Regions from separate parts of the Homo sapiens genome. Here region 2 is linked to region 1. A link is an interaction called in ENCODE POLR2A ChIA-PET data of the cell type or tissue named here. Cell type or tissue: GM12878. All regions are shown on one strand.

The links. ChIA-PET counts read pairs that join two places held together with the same protein. Peaks named below come from ENCODE experiments on the same cell type or tissue, not always from the same donor. Only the 100,000 strongest peaks of a DNase experiment are listed, where the experiment ranks them.
Region 2: POLR2A ChIA-PET joins it to region 1 with 6 read pairs; 3 of 35 experiments call an interaction of 5 or more read pairs at or near these places.

What each region holds. Positions count from the first base shown.
Region 1 is chr15:90,176,738-90,180,737 of GRCh38, reverse strand. No RefSeq gene overlaps it. Among named protein-coding and RNA genes, the nearest start is that of SEMA4B, 23 kb to the left of the region's middle. RefSeq lists an enhancer at 1,770-2,675. In GM12878, no CTCF peak of the experiment used is centred here; a DNase peak (open chromatin) is centred at 2,027; H3K4me3 peaks cover 1,226 bases; H3K27ac peaks cover 850 bases.
Region 2 is chr15:90,313,033-90,317,032 of GRCh38, reverse strand. No RefSeq gene overlaps it. Among named protein-coding and RNA genes, the nearest start is that of ZNF774, 37 kb to the left of the region's middle. In GM12878, no CTCF peak of the experiment used is centred here; no DNase peak of the experiment used is centred here.

The DNA of each region.
Region 1 (4,000 bases):
GTCTCTCTCTGTCATCCAGCCTGGAGTGCAGAGATTGGCTTTTTTCGATAACCATAATGCCTCTGAGATATATCCAACCAAGTCACTGTGTGTATCAATAGTTCTTTCCTTTTTATTACTGAGTAGTATCCCATGGAATGCATGTACTAGAGTTTAACTTTTTATTTTTTTGTACAGATGGGGGTCTCCCTATGTTGCCTAGGCTGGTCTTCAACTCCTGGGCTCAAGCAATCCTCCCACCTCAGTCTCTCAAAGTACTGGGATTACAGGCATAAGCCACCATATCTAGCTCAAGTTTATTCACCCATTGAATTGAAGGCTATTTGGGTTGTTTCCAGTTTTGGGCTATTACAAATGAAGCAACTCTAAACATTTGTGTACAGGTTTTTATATGAATGTAAGTTTTCATTTCTCTGAGATATATGTCCAAAGAATGCCATTGCTGTGTCTTATGGTAAGTGCATATCTAGTCTTATAAATTGCCATGATTTTTTGCAGAATGGCTGTACCATTTACATTTCCACCAGGAATGTGGAGAGAGATCCATTTTCTCCACACTCTTGCCAGCATTTCCTGTTATCACTGTTTTTTATTTTAGCTGCTCTTATAGGTGCATAGTAATATCTCATTGTGATTTTTTTATTGTAATTTTTTTTTTTTTTTTTGAGAGGGAGTTTTGCTCTCGTTGCCCAGACTGGAGTGCAATAGTGCAATCTCGGTTCACTGCAACTACCACCTCCCGGGTTCAAGCGATTCTCCTGCCTCAGCCTCCCAAGTAGCTGGGATTCCAGGCATGTGCCACTGCGCCCAGCTAATTTTGTATTTATAGTAGAGACAAGGTTTTACCATGTTGGCCATGGCTGGTCTCAAACTCTCAACCTCAGGTGATCCACCCACCTCGGCCTCCCAAAGTGCTGGGATTACAGGTGTGAGCCTGCCTCATTGACTCATTGACTCATTGACTTTTTTCTCTACATTACTGGCATCCTCCAGAACCCCTGTCTTTCCTTGCTTCTGCTCCATCCTGCATCTCTCCCCTATCTTCCTCTCCTTCCCCAGGACCTGAGGCATCCCCATGCCCCTCTTGAATGATTGTCTTCCCTCCTCTGATAAAAACCCTGAGGCTATAACAAACTGCTGGAAGAAAAAAAAAAAAAGCCCTGAGGCTGGCCACCCACCTCTGGCCACTTCCTTGTCACTAGAGACTTCGCATGTGGCTCCCAGTTCTTCACCTAAAGCTCCAGTCACTGTCTTGGTGACAAGTCCTGCATCTACTTTCTTACATCTCTGGTGACTTCCCTGACCCCACTTCAACCGCCACTCCAATTTTACCAGCAGTCACAGCTCCATCAGCAAGATCCCAAATTCAGGCATCCCAGTCTCTAACTCCCTTCTCTTTTCCTTCCTACTTCCTGGTTTAACACACTCGCTCAGACCTTCCTTGGACCTCAGCAGCCTCTCCAGGTCACTGATGTCCCACCTTCTCCTGATCCACTAGCCTTTCTCCCTCCCCATTCCCTTCTTACCCACTTAGATCCACCATTCCAACAACCTATTGCCTCAATTCTCTAACATCCCTTGTGGTCATTTTCACCACGTGGGAAAGCTCCAGATGTTAGCCAGGCAGGGCAGCACGCACCTGTAGTCCCAGCTACTAGGGAGGCTGAGGCAGGAGAATGGCTTGAACCCGGGAGGTGGAGGTTGCAGTGAGCTGAGATTGCACCACTGCACTCTGCACTCCAGTCTCCAGTCTGGGCGACAGAGTGAGACTCCATCTCAAAAAAAAAGAAAGAAAGAAAGAAAGAAAGCTCTAGATGAGCTCTGTGACCCACTTTCTCAGTACCTCTTCCTCAACAGTGGCTGGAGAGAGTCACTTAGGGTGGAGGGTTCCATTGCAAATCTAGGTTATCAGCTTCAGACCCTCAGCACCACCTGGGCTGTCCTTTCTCTGGCCACCTCTCTACATTGCTCTCTGGACCAACTCTCTTAAACATTTTCCCTTCTGTCCTTTACTTCACATACAAAACAGAAGTGAAGATCTCTGGCCTGAGATTGCAAAAACCACAACAACCAAAAACCAAAATAGAAGTCATGATGGGCGTGGTGGCTCACACGTGTAATTCCATCACTTTGGGAGGCCAAGGTGGGCAGATCACTTGAGCCCAGGAGTTCAAGACCTGCCTGGGCAACATAGCGACACTGCCCCATCTCGACAAAAAATTTTAAAAACTAGTCAAGTGTGGTGGCACACATCTGTAGTCCCAGCTATCTGGGAGGCTGAGGTGGAAGGATCACCCGAGCCTGAGAGGTTGAGGCTGCAGTGAGCTATGATCGTGCCACTGCACTCCAGTCTGGGCAACAGAGTGAGACCCTGTCTCAAACAAACAAACAAACAAAATTAAAGTCATCAGATGGGGTCTTCCTTATTTTTTTCCATCTGCATTGAGAGAGACCCAGTCTACTTTCATGAAAAGGGTGGTGGTCTTGGTATAGATGGATGGATAGATTGCTGTTTACAAGAAATGCAGTTATTTTACGTGTTTAGACACAACAAAACAGTGCTCTTTAACACACGCAAGTACAATGGCTATAGGTGCAAATACATTTTGCAATAACATACAAAGTCTAAATCTGAAGCTCTTTCTGAATTGGGAACCTAGGTAAATGGGCCCTCCTTGGTACCTAACAGGCTTCATCCACTTCCAAGCTACTCCCTGCAAGCCCCCCACCGCCCTGCCCCTCCTACCCTTCTTCTCACCAAAGTAATTGTTCTACACCCTGGCTGCGCATTGGAATCGCTTGGAGGAGCTGGCCAATTCTGCATATCATTTCAATCAGATTCTCTGGGGGTGAATCCAGGCTTCAGTTGTGTTTTTTTTTTTTTGACAGAGTGTCACTCCGTCACCAAGGCTGGAGTGCAATGGCACAATCTTGGCTCACCGCAACCTCTACCTGTTGGGTTCAAGCGATTCTCCTGCCTCAGCCTCCTGAGTAGCTGGGACTACAGGCGTGTGCCACCAGGCCCAGCTAATTTTTGTATTTTTAGTAGAGACGGGGTTTCACCACATTGGCCAGGCTGGCCTCGATCTCCTGACCTCAGGTGATCTGTCTGCCTTGGCCCCGCAAAGTGCTGGAATTACAGGCATGAGCCACCGCGCCCAACCAACATCAGTATTTATTTATTTGTTTTTTTGAGATTGATTCTTGCACTGTTGCCCAGGCTGGAATGCAAGGGTGCAATCTCGGCTCACCGCAACTTCTGCCTCCCGGGTTCAAGTGATTCTCATGCCTCAGCCTCCAGAATAGCTGAGATTACAGGCACCCGCCAACATGCCCAGCTAATTTTTGTATTTTTAATAGAGATGGGGTTTCACCACGTTAGCTAGGCTGGTCTCGAAGTTCTGACCTCAAGTGATCCGCCTGCCTCTGCCTCCTAAAGTGCTGGAATTATGGGCACCAGCCACTTCGCCCAGCCAAACACATGTAAATTTTCAAATTCTGTAGGTGATTCGAGCCAGCAGCAGAGGTTGGGGGTTGGGAAGCCAGTCCTACAGAAACTGCCCCTCCTCCTATCTACCCTTCCACTGTACTTTGTCTCCCACTCCCTCCCTCTCAACTGGTTTACTTCTAAAGACTTTTCTTTTTTTTTTTTTTCTGAGATGGAGTCTCGCTCTGTCACCCAGGCAGGAGTGCAGTGGCGCGATCTCAGCTCACTGCAACCTCCGCCTCCCAGATTCAAGTGATTCTCCTGCCTCCCAAGTAACTGGGACTACAGGTGTGTGCCACCAAGCCTGGCTAATTTTTGTATTTTTAGTAGAGATGGGGTTTCACCATGTTGGCCAGGCTGGCCTCGAACTCCTGACCTCAAGTGATCCCCCTGCCTCGGCCTCCCAAAGTGCTGGGATTACAGGCTGAGCCCCCGCACATGGCCTAAAGACTTTTCAACATGATCAAGTCTCTCCCACTTACGGAAAAAAGAAAAATTGCAAATACCCACAAA
Region 2 (4,000 bases), 140 kb before region 1:
CCTGTAATCCTAACACTTTGGGAGGCCGAGGCGGGTGGATCACTTGAGGTCAGGGGTTTGAGATCAGCCTGTCCAACATGGTTAAACCCTGTCTGTACTAAAAAAAAAAAACAAAAAATTAGCCAGGCTTGAGGATTGCTTGCACCCACGAGCTGGAGGTTGCAGTGAGCCGAGATCATGCGACTGCACTCCAGCCTGGGTGACAGAGTGAGGCTCTGTCTCAAAAAAAAAAAAAGATTAATGGCTTGGCATGTGGTGGCTCACACCTGTAATCCTAACATTTTGGGAGGCTGAGGTGGGAGGATCGCTTGAGGCCAGGACTTTAAGACCAGCCTGGGCAACATAGCAAGAACTTGTCTCTACAAAAAATAAAAATATTAGCTGGGTGTAGGGCATGCACCTGTAGTCCCAGCTACTTGAGAGGCTGAGGCTGGAAGATCACTTGTGCCAGGAATTTGAGGTTTCAGTGAGCTGAGATGGCACCACTGCACTCCAGCCTGGGCAACAGAGCAAGACTCCGTCTTGGAAAAAAAAAAAAAATTCAAGTTGCCTGTGTGTATATGAAGCGAATCAAACACACAGTAGTAAAAGCCCACTAAGGGAACAGTAAAAGCCCATTAAGGGAACAGTCTCTGGCACCAGACCATTCCCTGAGGATGTTTCCATCTCCAGGCCATGTGGCTCGGTAAATCTCATAGTTAGTGGCTTTAATATTTGTAATAGGTGTAGCTTGGGAGCAGCAGTCTGGTTTGACAAGCCGGTTAGGGAACTTAAAGCCACTTTTGCTTGCCAAGAGTCACTGCTTTTACTGAAGGTTACAAGATTTTTTTTTCTTTCCAATAGTCAACTAATTATTTTAGGGATAATTTTCTTCCTATAAACCAAACAGCCAGGGGGCTACGAATATATATGCATGTATACATGCGTGTATGTATTTAAATTTTTTCCCTGCCTTGTTTTTCCTTCCAATCTTTATAATTAGTCTTTACTTGTAATAGCTTGGGGGGCATTGAAGATTACAGAGAGAAATCCCCGCTAAAACATACCCTGTCCCAAGCCACCCCAGCACCGCTCTTGTCTCTGTGTCTTGGCAAGGACCACCCCACACTGGGGCTGCCTCTGAGTCATTTTGTGCAGCCTGGAGCACCTCTGTGTCCTCCCACAAGTATTCTTGAATAGTGCAGTTCAGAATAGGGCGTGGGAACTGGCCAGAGGTTGTAAATCCATTCTCCTTCCTCCTCTTGGCAAGAAGGGGCTGGAACAGGGCCTGGGTTATCCAGTCCTGGAGAAGTTCAGGCCAGCACAGGAGAACTAAGAGAAAAGCCAGCATCCACCAAGGAGGAACACAAGGTCCAAAGCCTAAAGCTAAAGGGTCTCCCTCTGTCACACTTAATGCAAACCATTAATACAAATCCCAAGTGATACTGGCCTTGGGGGGATGAAAAAAATCCATTCTAAAAAAAAAAAAATTCCTGCTGTAGCTTTTCTTTTTCCATGGGCATGCGTCATGTGATACTTGATTTCACAATTATTCACTGACACTTTCTTGGACTGAATTTCACTCCTCCCTCTTTTAAGTCAACACTTCCCTGATCCCATTCCCCAGTGTCTCTGTCTGGGCATTTTTTTTTTTTTTTTTTTTTGAGACAGAGTGTCGCTCTGTCACCCAGGCTGGAGTGCAGTGGCGTGATCTCAGCTCACTGCAACCTCTGCCTCCCAGGTTCAAGCAATTCTCCTGCCTCAGTCTCCCAAGTAGCTGGGATTACAGGTGTGCACCACTATGCCCGACAAATTTTTTTTTTTTTTTTTTTTTTTTTTTAAGACAGAGTCTTGCTCTGTCACCCAGGCTGGAGTGCAGTGGCGTGATCTCAGCTCACTGTAAGCTCTGCCTCCCGGGTTCACGCCATTCTCCTGCCTCAGCCTCCCGACTAGCTGGGACTACAGGTGCCTGCCATCATGCCCAGCTAATTTCTTTTGTATTTTTAGTAGAGACGGGGTTTCACCGTGTTAGCCAGGATGGTCTCGATCTCCTGACCTCGTGATCCATCCGCCTTGGCCTCCCAAAGTGCTGGGATTACAGGTGTGAGCCACCGCACCCAGCCATTTTTTTGTATTTTTAGTAGAGATGGGGTTTCACCACATTGGCCAGGCTGGTCTCGAACTCCTGACCTTGTGATCCACCAACCTCGGCCTCCCAAAGTGCTGGGATAACAGGTGTGAGCCATTGTGCCTGGTCTGTTTTTTCGTTTTTTTGTTTTTTTTTTAATTAGAGACGAGGTCTTGCTATGTTGTCCAGGCTGGTCTCAAACGCCTGACTTCAGGTGATCCACCCGCCTCAGCCTCCCAAAGTGCTGGGATTACAGGCATGAGCCACTGTACCCAGCCTGGCATTCTTAAGATGAGCACCCCTTTAGCCTTTTCCTTAGGCCAGTCTTACAATATCCTACAACACTGTCCAATGGTCTTTTCCCAATCATATTTAGTGGCCCTGAGTCTGTGACACAACTAGCAAAAATGAGACACATACCCTGTGTGAGCCCAAAAGAGACTTGTTTCTTATTCTGACATTAGGAAGTAGTTTGGATGAACCAATGATGGAGGTCTTAGGTGGGTGCAGGTACTTCCTGCATCCTCAGGGCCCAAAGGGACTCTCTGCTTCAATGCCTGAGCCTTATCTGCTGGGAAGTGGTGGGGAGTCATTGGCCCTGATCATAACCAGTTGTTATGCAGAGTACCTGAATGGAAAAAACAAACAAACAAAAAAACATGACCCAGTGATATATTGCCTACAAGAAACACACTTCACCTACAAAGACACACATAAACTGAGAAGAAAGGGATGGAAAAAGATGTCCCGTGCCAATGGAAACTGGTAAAGAGCAGGAGTGGCTATGCTTATATCAGACTAAATAGATTTCAAGACAAAAACTATAAGAAGAGGCAAAGAAGGTCATTATATAATGATAAAGGGGTCATTCAGCAAGGGGATATAACAATTTTAAATAGATATGCACCCAAGACTAGAGCACCCAGATATATAAAGCAAACACTAAACAGCTAAAGAGAGAGAGAGACCCCAATACAATAATAACTGGAGACCTCAACAGTCTACTTTCAGCAGTGGACAGATCTTCTGGACAGAAAATCAACAAAGAAACATGGGACTTCATCTGCACTGTTGACCAAATGGAACTAATAGATATTTACAGATTGTTTCATCCAATGGCTACAGAATACACATTCTTTTCCTCAGCACATGGATCATTCTCAAGGACAGACCATATCTTAGGTCTCACAACAAGCCTTAACACATTAAAAAAAAATTGAAGTAATGTCAAGCATCTTCTCTGACCACAATGGAATAAAACTAGAAATTAATAACAAGAGAAATTTTGGAGATATACAAACACATGGAGATTAAATAATATGCTCTGGAATGACCAGTGGGGTCGATGAAGAAATTAAGAAGGAAATGGAAACATTTCTTGAAACAAATGATAATGGAAACACAACATACCAAAACCTATGGGATACAGCAAAAGCAGTGCTAAGAGGGAAGTTTATGGCAATAAACACTTACCTTAAAAAAGTAGAAAAACAGGCCAGGCATGGTGGCTCATGCCTGAATCCCAGCACTTTGGGAGGCTGAGGTGGGCAGATCACCTGAGCTCAGGAGTTCGAGACCAGCCTGACCAACATGGAGAAACTCCGTCTCTACTAAAAATACAAAATTAGCTGGGCGTGGTGGCGCATGCCTGTAGTCCCAGCTACTTGGGAGGCTGAGGCAGGAGAATCGCTTGAACCCGGGAGGCAGAGGTTGCGGTGAGCCGAGATCACACCATTGCACTCCAGCCTGGGCAACAAGAGCGAAACTCCGTCTAAAAAAAAAAAAAGTAGAAAAACATCAAATAAACAACGTAACAGTGCATCTTAAAGAAATAGAAAAGCAAGAGCAATCCAAACCCAAAATTAGTAGAAGAAAAGAATAAAGATCCCAGAG